Linked DNA regions of Homo sapiens: region 2 is linked to region 1. Evidence: chromatin contacts called from ENCODE Hi-C or POLR2A ChIA-PET data. All regions are on one chromosome and are shown on one strand. Each heading gives the region's core, a stretch centred on a gene start or an enhancer-like site at or near the end of the contact. The rest is flanking DNA. Distances are from core to core; before and after follow the strand shown.

Region 1 (4,824 bases), core at 2,298-4,797:
CACTCTGAGTGGTCCTCGCGGCAGAGCCCCATGGCAGGCAGCAGAGACGGGCACCACGGATGGAGGCCTGGGATGGTGGGGCGCAGGCGGAGGGGCGGGGCCCGGGGGCCTCACCTGTGTACTCCCCCAGAATCATCCGAGACATGATCACCGTGAAGATGGGGGCGGAGCTCTTCACCGTCTCAGCAAACGAAACCGCCACATTTTTCAGGCTGACCAAACCCAAAACCACAGTTGCAAACCTAAAAATGAGCCAAAAGCACCATCACCTTAGAACGAGTCTGTCTGCCTGCACCCACCGGGCAGGCTCTCCAAGGGGCTCGCTCGCTCGGTTGGCACGTCGGCCCCTCTCCGCCCACCTCCTCATCACCAACATGGTGCCTGGACCCGCTTCTGTGACGCTTTAGGTCGAGCCCCCAGGAAACGGCACTGCGTCCAATGGGAAGTGACTTCTGCCACCCCTTGAAAACGTCCCAGAGACAAGGAGGCACCCTGTCCTGAGACCACCAGCCCGGAAAGAAGCTGACTGAACACACGTGGCAGTGAGAGCCACGAAGCCACATTCATTTGGTGTCCTGAAATCTGGACAGCCCTGGTGCTTTTATAAAGTCTGCACTGAAAACTCACCAGCCAGCAGAGTCCCCGCTCTAGTAACGAGAGGGACTTTACATTTAAAGAAAAAGAGACACTCAACCAAAACCAGGAGATTCTTTACCTCATCAGACCCACAAACAGCATCGTCATAAGGAAGTTGGGTGGGTAGGAAAGCCGGGCCTTGTGCTGATACAAACAGCAAGGAACGAGGGTTTTCACACACCCGATAACCGTGGTGGACAGCATCTGCACCGCACCTGCGGGAGGGAGGGGGCCGAAGACAAGAGGGAGAATCACCCCTCCCATGCCTGCAGTGGGCTCCACCCCCGGCCTCCCATCCTGACCTGGGCTCCCCCGGCCCTCCCGGGTGGTTGCTGGCTGCTCCCTGTGGGGTGGCAGGTGGCCGGCTTCCACCCTGCCCGAGCCGCCGCCTACCTAGCATGCTGGGCTCGCCTCCCAGCAGGGACAGGATGTACTTGTTGAGGAAGAGCGTGCAGAAGCTGAAGAAGAACCACAGCGTGAGGTAGAGCAGCGCCCGCGAGCTCCACACACCCAAGTCTGACTCGATGACCGTGGTCTCCGTGATGGTGACGGTCAGTACGTTCTCATCTGTGCCGCCGTCGCTCTTGGCAAAAACAATCTTCTCACTTCGGTGACCAAACAGAGAGCCCCAGCTGAGAGGCGACCTGCCTTTCGGCTTCTCTTCGGAGCCAGGAACCAGCTCTTCCAGTGCTGGGGTTTTCACCGAGGACGACATGCTGAAGCCACAGCCACGAACGATTTTACCTCCAGGCTGGGCAGCATGGGTCACCGTGACCGCCCGGGGGTGGGGCCGCAGCAGGGACTCCGGGCGCCAGGAACGAGGCCACCAGGGCCTCTCCCAGGCAAAGCGCAGAAGCAGACGCTAAAATATTAAGAAAAGGAAACACATCACCCGTTTTGAACATTTAATGTCCTCAAAGGTTTCAACCACCAATTTAAAATCACTTTGAAAATGCAATTGGGCCGGGCACGGTGGCTCACACCTGTAATCCCAGCACTTTGGGAGGCCGAGGCAGGTGGATCACCTTAGGTCAGGAGTTCGAGACCACCCTGGCCAACATGACGAAACCCCGTCTCTACTAAAAATATAAAAACTAGCAGGGCATGGTGGCCGGCGCCTGTAATCCCAGCTACTCGGGAGGCTGAGGCAGAAGAATTGCTTGAACCCAGGAGACGGAGGTTGCAGTGAGCCGACATGATACCACTGCACTCCAGCCTCAGTGACAGAGTGAGACTCTGTCTCAAGAAAAGAAAAAAAGAAAATGCAATCGTTCACTGTCCAAAGATTTTTAGCAATTGAATCCCGTTTTTCTCTGCGCGTGTTGGCGGATCCTTGCTCTTGAGAGACGGTCTCCTGGCACACTTGACTGTCGTCCTGGCAGACCTGGGGCTGTGGGTCCTTCACGCCCTGCCTGGCAGCTGCACCTTCTCGATGGGCTTTGTGGCTGCCGCTGTCGGGTGCCCAGGACTAATTCCATGCTACTTTCTTTTTCCTTTTTTTTTTTTTTTTTGAGACGGAGTATTGCTCTGTCGCCCAGGCTGAAGTGCAGAGGCGTGATCTGGGCTCACTGCAAGCTCCGCCTCCCGGGTTCTCGCCATTCTCCTGCCTCAGGCTCCCGAGTAGCTGGGACGACAGGCGTCCGCCACCACGTCCGGCTAATTTTTTGTAATTTTTTTTTTTTTAGTAGAGACGGGTTTTCACCGTGTTAGCCAGGATGGTCTCGATCTCCTGACCTCGTGAACCGCCCACCTCGGCCTCCTAAAGTTCCATGCTACTTTCTAGACAGACTCCGTGGTATAAAACCACACTTACACCCGCTTCACGCTCAGGCGACTGTGGCTTCGGGGCGAGACACCCCCTCCCTTCCCACGAGCTCCAGGAAGGTCAGAACAGCCGTTTCCTCCTGAGGTCCAGTGGGAATCATCCCCCCAGCTGGGGCTTTGCACAGACGCCACTGTGACTCCGCAGCACCGAGACCCCACCTCCCCCAGGTCTCAATCCCAGCGCTCAGGCAGCCCGATTTCCTGTTTCTCACACCTGGGTTTCTCTTCCTGCTTCGGGGGAGGCTGTGCATCTGAAGGGGCGCCCATCCTGTCTCACCAAGGCGCTCTGGGAGCGTGTGGTGCCGGCCGTGCTGCCCGACCCAGTACCCCTCCTCGTCTCACTTCTCCCCCGGGAAACTGGGGTTCCCACCTCATTCGTGACCTCCTTCTGTGTTTATGTTTATGCACTTGCGTGCGTGCCATATGTATACATAAATATTCTGTGTTCACACTGAGGGACGCACGCCACCCCCTCCCCCATGAAGACCTCGCCTGGGTGCTCAGGCCGGCCTCTCCCCCAGCTCACCTGCCCAGCAGTGCTCAGAGGTGCCTGAAACTTGGCCTCCCCATACCCGGGAACAGGCGCTTCTGCCCTCTCCCCAGTGGCGGCAATGCCAGGGCCTCTGCAGCCTTCCTCTCTCTCCTCCCCTCCCCCTGCTGTGTGTGTCTGTGCACCCAGGTCTCCCCGTCTGCCCATCACACCGCCAGCTCAGTGCCACCCAGACGCTCCCAGGCCACCCATGTGTGCCCTGACCCCTCGGTGCACCAGGACAGCTGCCTCCAAGGGCACCCCAGGCCTCAGTGAGGAGAAGGCCGACCCCTCCACCAGTTCCCACAGCCTCGGAATAACAAAGGACTCATCCACTCCTCGGGCCACTGACAGTGCCAGATCTCCACAAAGACACCATTCCCTTCTTCCTGTTCAGCAGCACAGTCCCACTGCTTAGCCTGGGGTGACAACAAGCTGGGAGCTAAACCTCCATGGGCTGCAGCCTCCCTGGAGCTAGGACTGGCTGGGCCCTGAGCCAGGGAGCTAGGAGACTTTGTGCCAGTTTCCCGGACTGATGGGCCCTGGCTGGGGGTGGAGCAGCTACCTGGCTTTCCTGAGGTGAAAATCCAACAACAAAGGGTGCGGCAGAGCAAAAGGACAGAGCACTCGCGACAGGGCTCCGCAAGGCAGGGGTGGAGCTCATGGCAGGCGTGGATCTCACTCCCCACCTCACTAGGCCTCACGGCCCTTGACCTCTCCCTCCCACCTCGAAGGCTGCCCCCTGGCTGGGGACGCTGTCACAGCACCCGCTACACAGGCTCTGCCACCACCAGCGAGTTTCTAAAACCAAATTCATTTACATGGCAAGGAGGCCACGCTCAAGAAACCCCTCCAGGAGCAAGGAACAGCACGTGGGCTCGGGCGTGTGCAGACGACGCCAGTCACGTCCCACCTGACGTCGAGGCAAACCTGGAATTCAAAAGGCAAGCATCTCCCTCTTGCCAGAACAGTCTGTCCACTTAGCTTCCCTCTGAGAAACTCACAGCATCCCAGGCAAAACTGCTCCCCGCAATGAGGACCCCCATTCCCCTTCTCTGCTGACACTGTGCTCCAAGAAGCCTGTGGGACCCACACAAGCAGCCCAGTCCCCACCCTAATGTTTGCTCACAATTAGTGGAAACAAAAAAACAGAAATCACACTTCACTGACGCTGCCGTTCTCTGTACATCAAGAACTTAAGGTTCTGGGCCAGGCGCCGTGGCTCACACCTGGAATCCCAGCACTTTGGGAGGCCAAGGTGGGCGGATCACCTGAGCTCAGGAGTTCATGACCAGCCTGGCAAACACAGCAAAACCCCGTCTCTACTAAAAGTACAAAAAAAAAATCAGCCGGGTGTGGTGGCTGGCACCTGTAATCCCAGCTACTCGGGAGGCTGAGGCAGGAGAATCACTTGAACCTGGAAGGCAGAGCTTGCAGTGAGCTGAGATCGCGCCATTGCACCCCAGCCTGAGCAACAGAGCGAGACTCCCGTCAAAAAAAAAAAAAAAAAAAATGCTGGGCGCGATGGCTCACACCTGTAATCCCAGCACTTTGGGAGGCCGAGGAGGGTGGATCATGAGGTCAGGAGTTCAAGACCAGCCTGACCAACGTGGAGAAACCCCGTCTCTACTAAAAATACAAAATTAGCCGGGCGTAGTGGATGCCTGTAATCCCAGCTACTCAGGAGGCTGAGGCAGGAGAATCGCTTGAACCCGGGAGGCGGAGGTTGCGGTGAGCCGAGATCACACCGTTGTACTCCAGCCTGGGCAACAAGAGTGAAACTCCGTCTCAAAAAAAAAAAATTTTTTTTTAATGTAGCCGGGCATGGTGGTGCA
Region 2 (7,378 bases), core at 2,008-4,507, 45 kb after region 1:
GGAGAATGGTGTGAACCAGGGAGGCGGAGCTTGCAGTGAGCCGAGATGGCGCCACTGCACTCCAGCCTGGGTGAGCAAGACTCTTGAGACACCGTCTCAAAAAAAAAAAGAGTACACTTCAGTATTTACAACAGCACACTGAGCACACTGTCACAGTAACCCTAGGAAAGAGTAAACCTTAATAGTTACAATAGCACACCCCGTCACGTAACCCTAGGGAAGAGTAAACCTCAATAGTTAAAACAGCACACCCCGTCACAGTAGCCCTAGGAAAGAGTAAACCTCAATAGTTACAACAGCACACCCTGTCACGGTAACCTTAGGAAAGAGTAATCTCAGTAGTACAACAGCTACAACACGCCCTGTCACGGTAACTCTAGGAAAGAGTAAACCTTAATAGTTACAATAGCACACAGTTGTCACAGTGACCCTAGGAAGGACTGGCCAGGCCAGGGCTGTGTACAGTTGGGTCTTGCACATCTGTACATCCGCTCACCTGTCTTCCATTGAGTCTTCTCTTCTATACGGGGAGTTCCTTATTGTGATCTCCATGCAGTGATCTCTCAGCTCCCCCTCCTCAAGGGAATCCCGCTTGGAATCCCGGTCATCAGACTAAGAAGCAAAGAGAAAGTTAATCATTTTCTTTATAAGTTTTTTTTTCTTCATAGATAAAAGTATTTTTAATGATAATCAAACCTGGGCAACATCCCAAAACAAACTTTCACATGTACTCTGAATGAGCCAGTGTTATAAAATATAAAGAATTTTTGGCCAGGTGCAGTGGCTCACGCTTGTTAATCCCAGCACTTTGGGAGGCCGAGGCGGGTGGATCACGAGGTCAGGACATTAAGACCATCCTGGCTAACACGGAGAGACCCCATCTCTACTAAAAATACAAAAAATTAGCTTGGCATGTTGGTGAGCCCCTGTAGTCCCAGCTACTCAGGAAGCTGAGGTAGGAGAATGGTGTGAACCTGGCCCTGGGCGACAGTGCGAGATTCCGTCTCAAAAACAAAAAAAAAGCTAACAAAGTGAGCACATGCTATTGGAAAAATACTCAAAGCAGAGTTGCTACAAACCTTTAATTTGGAAAAATTTCAATATCTGTGAAGCATAATAAAGTGAAGTGCAAGGTATGCCTGTACTCACTAACATCCCAAATGATGCTACAAATCTTAGCAAAAGAGGTACTTTGCCAATGCCTCTTACCAAATTACTAAAAAGGTTTCCTGAGTACATTACCATGCAAACCAAGAAAGACGTAAAATATTTATATTAATTTCAAGGCAAGTTCCCACTATATTAAAAATACTTAGAGATAGTATTATGAATATACTAATAATGAACCGAGAAAAATTAGTCCAGTTTTGCTAATGACTTAACATTCAACGTATTTTATTCTCCATGTATGCTCAATCTAGACACAGCTTTAGTGTGTTAAATCTGCCTTTAATGTCAACTGAATATTAGAATACATTTTGGGCTCACCTGCGACATTTGGAAGTACAAAAGAACTTCACCGAAGAAGCGTTGTTCTAATGGAAAAATGAGGGCAAAGAAATTAAATCTCCTTTAAGAAAACCACTTACTTAAAAAAATATGGCTTACATTTTTTAAGCGTTTTATCTCTGCTTTCTCCTCTTGTTCCTTCCTTCGTTTCTTTTCCTGAAGAATTTCATCTAAAGTTTTCACTTTCCAAGAGTCCTTTTCATCACCCATTTGAGTTAAAACACTGCAAAAAGAAAAATAATTCAGCCTACATCAGGACACAGCAAGCTATGGTGCTGAACACTTGAACCTAGTCACTTTTGAGGGATTCAGAATAAATCCTCATTAAGAATAAGAAGTTGTGCCCGGCGCAGTGGCTCAAGACGGTAACCCTAGCACTTTGGGAGGCCGAGGCGAGCAGATCGCTGGAGTTCCGGAGTTCAACACCAGCCCGGGCAACATGGCAAAACCTCGTCTCTACAAAAAATACAAAAGTTAGCCCAGTGTGGTGGCGCGTGCCTGTATTCCTAGCTACAGGAAGGAGGCTGCTAGAGGCAGGAGGATCACTTGAATCAGAGAGGTCAAGGCTGCAATGAGCCAAGACTGCGCCACTGCACTCCAGCCTAGATAACAAAGTAAGACTTGGTTAAAAAAAAAAAAAAAAAAAGGTAAGCTCTAGGCTGAGGCGGGTGGATCACAAGGTCGGGAGGTCAAGACCAGCCTGGCCAACACGGCGAAAACCCTGTCTCCACTAAAAATACAAAACTTAGCTGGGCGTGGTGGCGGGTGCCTGTAATCCCAGCTACTCGGGAGGCCGAGGCAGCAGAATCGCTTGAATCCGAAAGGCGGAGGTTCCGGTGAGCCGAGGTCGCGTCACTGCACTCCAGCAAGACCCCGTCTCAAAAAAAAAAAAAAAAAAAAAAAAAAAAAAAAAAACAAGAATGATAAGTTGTAAGCCAGGCAAGGTGGCGAGCGCCTGTAGTCCCATATACTCTGCAAGCTGAGATGGGAGACCGATTGAGCCCAGGAGTTCCAGGCTGAAGTGCGCTTGTGAACAGCCACTGCGCTGCAGCATGGGCGACAAAAAAGAGTGATGGGTTCTGAAAAATGACCGCTTGAAATCAAGTCTCGTTTCTGTCATTCTTGTATGGTCTTGGGTAACGTAATTCACCTCAGTTCAGTCTTCCGTACAACCAGAATAACAACACCTACGTGATAGTATCGATCGCGGATTAAAGATCATCCGTTTAAAGGCTCTTAACTCAGGACCTGCCACTCATCAAACACTGCTTTTACTGTCAGAATCTGCTAGAAAGACCGCTTGGACTACGTGAAGCCACTAGCACACTGGACAGCTGCACCTTGAGACCGGGGAGATGCTCCGAGATGTGCTCGCGAACAAGGCCACCTGACCCGGGCACTGGGCTATTTCCTCGGGTTCAGTCCCGCACACTTGAGGTTCAGCCTGGCAGACGTTGGCTCCAGACAGCGTTTGGACCCGCCGCCTCCACCACCCAAAGTTCCGTGCGGGATGAGACTGTCCGCGGAAGCGAGGGTGTCGCTCGCCCCCGGGCCCGGGTCCGCCCCGCTCCGAGGCCTGCTCGGAAGAAAGACCTCGGTGCGCAGTTCTCGTCGCGCTCCCACACCTGGTCCGCCCAGTCGGAACTCACCCCTACGGGGCCGCGGCCGGTCCCTGAGCCTGAGAAGAAACAGCAACCGGCGCTCGCCAGAAGTATCCTCACTTCCTGTGTTGACGCCTAATGATGATATAATAGCCGACCTCTGGCCCAGAACTCAAGACGACAGGGGCTCGCTCTGTGCGGCACTTCCTGTGTCTGCGCGGGATGATGACGCATAAAACAGCGCTTGCTCAGGTCCAGGACTCCAAAAGAAACTGCGCCGTGAGCTGCACTTCCGACTTCGGCGCGGGCCGGGGCGCCGAGCAGAGCGACGCCGACTTTTGGAGCAGTTTGCGCCTGCGCGGAACGCGTGGCCGGCTTCCGGAATCCTACCGGGACTTTTCCGGTAGCGAAGCCCGCGCCTGTGCCAAGGCTTGCGAGCAGAATGCCTTCGCGATGGACGCCCGCATTCCACCCCCTTGACCGCTGGGACCCCTAGTGGCGGGTGGGTGGAGCGCGCTCCATTTACCTGCTGGTTACCTCGTGAGGCGCCTCAGGTCTGTGTGTCTTGTAAAGGCCGATCTCGGAATTTAACTCTGAACCTTACTCAGAAACAAAGCAGGGAGAGCTCTTACGATGTGATTTTATTTTATTTATTCATGTATTTACTTTTGAGTCGGAGCCTTGCTCTGCCGCCCAGGTTGGAGTGCAGTGGCGTGGTCTTGGCTCACTGCAGCCTCCTCCCGGGTTCAAGGAATTTTCCTGCCTCAGCCTCCCGAGTAGCTGGAACCACAGGCCCGCGCCACCACGCCCGGCTAATTTTTATATTTTTGGTAGAGACGAGGTTTCGCCATATTGGCCAGGCTGGTCTCGAACTCCTGACCTCAAGTGATCCGCCTGCTTCGTCCTCCTAAAGTGCTGGGATTACAGGCGTGAGCCACCGCGCCGGGCCTTTTACAATGTGATTTTGAAGCTGACACTGGCAGTGGGTCCTCAAAGTGCAGACTCACTGGGTATGGTGCTTCCCCCAACTCCCAGGGCCCCACTCCAAACCCATGGATTCAGAGCATTGCAGGAGAAGAGGATAAAACGAGCAATTAATTCCCTTTCCATATGTCAGGTTTTCCTCTTGCCTTGAAAAGTCACAGAAAAATGCTTTAGACATCTGAATCTCAGGAAACAAACAATGGAAGATAAACATCCGCATTTACTGGGCCTGAAATGGGAAAATGAAAGATGTGGCAAGAAACTGACAAGGGCCCAAGAAGGGCGATGGGTATCGGAATTCTTTTCATCCCGGAATGAAATGCTGCTTGCTTTGTGTACCCAAGCTCTTTTTTTATTTTTATTTTTTTGAGACGGAGTCTCGCTCTGTTGCCCAGGCTGGAGTGCAGTGGCGCGATCTCGGGTCACTGGAAGCTCCGCCACCCGGATTCACGCCATTCTCCCGCCTCCACTCCATTCGCCCGCATTAGGCTCCTGAGTACCTGTGACTACAGGCGCCTGCCACCATGCCCGGCTAATTTTTTTTTTATTTTCGGTAGAGACGGGGTTTTACCGTGTTAGCCAGGATGGTCTCAATCTCCTGACCTCGTGATCAGCCTGCCTCTGCCTCCCAAAGTGCTGGGATTACAGGCGTGAGCCACCGCGCCTGGCCTCCCCCAAGCTCTTAATGTTGCTTCCTGAGTTCTTGGTAACTGGGGAAATCTCCCTATTTTTTTATTTTTATTTTTTTTTGAGACGGAGTCTTGCTCTGTCGCCCAGGCTGGAGTGCAGTGGCGCAATCTCGGCTCACTGCAAGCCCCACCTCCCGGGTTCAACGCCATTATCCTGCGAGCCTCAGCCTGCCGAGTAGCTGGGACTACAGGCACCCGCCACCGCGCCTGGCTAATTTTTTGTATTTTTTTTAGTAGAGACGGGGTTTCACTGTGTTCGCCAGGATGGTCTCGATCTCCTTACCTTGTGATTCGCCCGCCTTGGCCTCCCAGAGTGCTGGGATTACAGGCGTGAGCCACTGCGCCTAGCTATTTTTATTTTTTCTGATAGGGAGACTCGCTCTGGCCCAGGCTGGAGGGCAGTGGCGGGATCTCCGCTCATTGCAAGCTCCGCCTCCTGGGTTCACGCCATTCTCCCGCCTCCACTCCATTCTCCCATCTTAGGCTCCAGAGTAGCTGGGCCACCATGCCCGGCTAATTTTTTGTATTTTTAGTTGAGACCGGGTTTCACTGTGTTAGCCAGGATGGTCTTGATCTCGTGACCTCGTGATCTGCCTGCCTTGGCCTCCCAAAGTGCTGGGATTACAGGCGTGAGCCACAGCACCCTGCCCTTTTTTTTGAGAAATAAGTCTCACTGTGTCACCCAGGCTGGAGTAGAGTGACACAATTTTGGGTAACTGCAGCTTCCACCTCCCAGGTTCAAGTGATTCTCCTGCCTCAGCCTCCCGAGTAGCTGGGACTACAGGCGCCCACCACTACGCCCGGCTAATTTTTTTGTGTTTTTAGTTGAGACGGGGTTTCACTGTGTTAGCCAGGATGGTCTTGATCTCATGACCTTGTGATCTGCCTGCCTTGGCCTCCCAAAGGGTTGGGATTACAGGCGTGAGCCACAGCACCTTTTTTTTTCTGTTTTGAGAGAAAGTCTCGCTGTGTCACCCAGACTGGAGTGCAGTGGCACAATTTTGGGTAACTGCAGCCTCCGTCTCCTGGGTACAAGTGATTCTCCTGCCTCAGCCTCCCGAGTAGCTGGGATTATAGGCGTGCGCCACCACACCTGGCTAACTTTTGTATTTTTAGTAGCGACAGGGTTTTGCCATGTTGGCCAGGCTGGTCTTGAACTCCTGACCTAAAGTATCTGCCCACCAGCCTCCCAAAGTGCTGGAATTATAGTCATGAGCCACCGTGCCCGGCCAAAAATCTCCAGTTTACCCTTCCTTTGTGAAATCTGTTGAGTACCCAAATGCAGCCACTCATGTCAAACCCTAACAAAATCGACCCCAGAGCCCACGAGGAGGGGGTGGCCTCGCACTTGCGCTTGATAGGAGCTGCCACAAAGGCCTTTCCCAACCAGAACTTTGGGTCCAGCCACTTCTGTGAAGAGCCTCTTTGCTAGCAATAGCCAGCCCCACCGGTGAACAAAGTAGCATGAACACCAGAGGTCCACAAGGAAGAAAACAAAGCAGTCCATATTTAACATTTATTTTACTTTGCTGAGCAAGAATCATAGACAGCTACTACCACGGCTGCTTCGTTTGGACAAAAATAACCAGGAGGCATCCACGGGATTAGTTACACGGTATCAACTTACCACCACAGCAGAATCAACAGTGACTCGCTAATTAACAGAACCGTTTGCTAGAAAGCACTAATCTAGTTATATAAATACTGAAATAGGTCACATGCAAAACACTATAAACGTTTTGTGTGATGTACTTTTAGTTCTCCATAGTTTTGTTTGGTATAAAGGAAATATAATTTGGCTGTGACGTAGACTGTTGATGTAATTTTCAAGTTTTCCTGTATGGGGAAAGTTGCCCTGACTGTGGCCCTTTTCAAGGTGGAGCCTCCAACACCACGTTGGCAGATTCAGACTCCGTGAACAGTCTAAATGAGCAAGTCAGCTGAATGCCACTTTCAGATGGAAGGGAAATGAGATGGAAAACAACAAAAAAGGACTGCCAGGCGGAACAGTTTCCAACCGAGTTTTCGTTGAGTGAGGATCCAGCAGCCATCAAACTCAAACATAGGGGCCCGCAGGGAAACTGGAGGAAATACTTCAGAGACAGCAAAGCTGAAGGTTTCTGTGCTCTGAGGGATCCGAGAGTGGATGTCCCACTCCTGTATCCTCAGCCAGACACAGAACTAGCCAGATTCATTAGGGAAGCTCAGATGCTCTCATTCTATAAAGTAAGGCCCCCAGCAGGGCACGTACATACATTGGGAAAGAAGAAACCCCTTAGTACCATGTTGGTCAAAGGCAAGAGAGAGAATTCTATTTCCATCTGGAATGTCATTCTTGTTTACTTCTTCCAACAGTGAAATACTTCCAGGCCTTCGAAAGGCCATCCTTTGGACACATGTAAAAAGCTGTCTTGTTGGCCCGTTATTCCCACTGACCCGTCTGAGTGATCACCCAGGAGCGCGGCGGCAGCAAGCAGAGCTCACCGGATTTGGGACAAGGATTTTAAAGGCAGCTACAAAGCTGAGCTCTATTTGCTGATGATAGTCTCTGTTCAGCTGTTTAAAATGACTGTCTGACTCACCATGGTAATTTTT

What was found. Hi-C counts contacts between places; a loop is a spot of excess contacts on that map. ChIA-PET counts read pairs that join two places held with the same protein, here RNA polymerase II (POLR2A). Pooled maps may share reads with other maps.
Region 2: a loop to region 1 is called in a map with no recorded cell type, with 19 times the contacts of the local background. The contact joins the promoter of CDK11A here to the enhancer-like site in region 1. A Hi-C loop is called at or near these places in 11 of 168 maps with a recorded cell type or tissue (CD8-positive, alpha-beta T cell, Caco-2, GM18951 and 7 more), 5 of 37 single-sample maps with no recorded cell type and 19 of 50 pooled maps. POLR2A ChIA-PET finds 5 or more read pairs at or near these places in 9 of 52 experiments (CD4-positive, alpha-beta T cell, CD4-positive, alpha-beta memory T cell, activated CD4-positive, alpha-beta T cell and 5 more).

Annotation. Positions count from the first base shown.
Region 1 is chr1:1,675,349-1,680,172 of GRCh38, forward strand. SLC35E2B (solute carrier family 35 member E2B) reads right to left here. Exons shown (of 10, transcript NM_001290264.2): 3 at 1,030-1,498; 4 at 716-851; 5 at 115-242. The coding sequence starts at 1,351. Among named protein-coding and RNA genes, the nearest start is that of SLC35E2B, 15 kb to the right of the region's middle. RefSeq lists an enhancer at 2,657-2,706. Within about 2 kb of position 3,548, at least 15 of the 41 ENCODE cell types and tissues checked have a DNase peak (open chromatin) inside an H3K27ac peak, as active enhancers do; they include CD4-positive, alpha-beta T cell, CD8-positive, alpha-beta T cell and spleen, where a contact is called at or near this core.
Region 2 is chr1:1,721,100-1,728,477 of GRCh38, forward strand. It overlaps CDK11A (cyclin dependent kinase 11A), which reads right to left and starts at 3,258. Exons shown (of 20, transcript NM_024011.4): 1 at 3,159-3,258; 2 at 1,609-1,732; 3 at 497-612. The coding sequence starts at 1,719. It also overlaps the pseudogene SLC35E2A. RefSeq lists enhancers at 3,141-3,370, 3,351-4,190.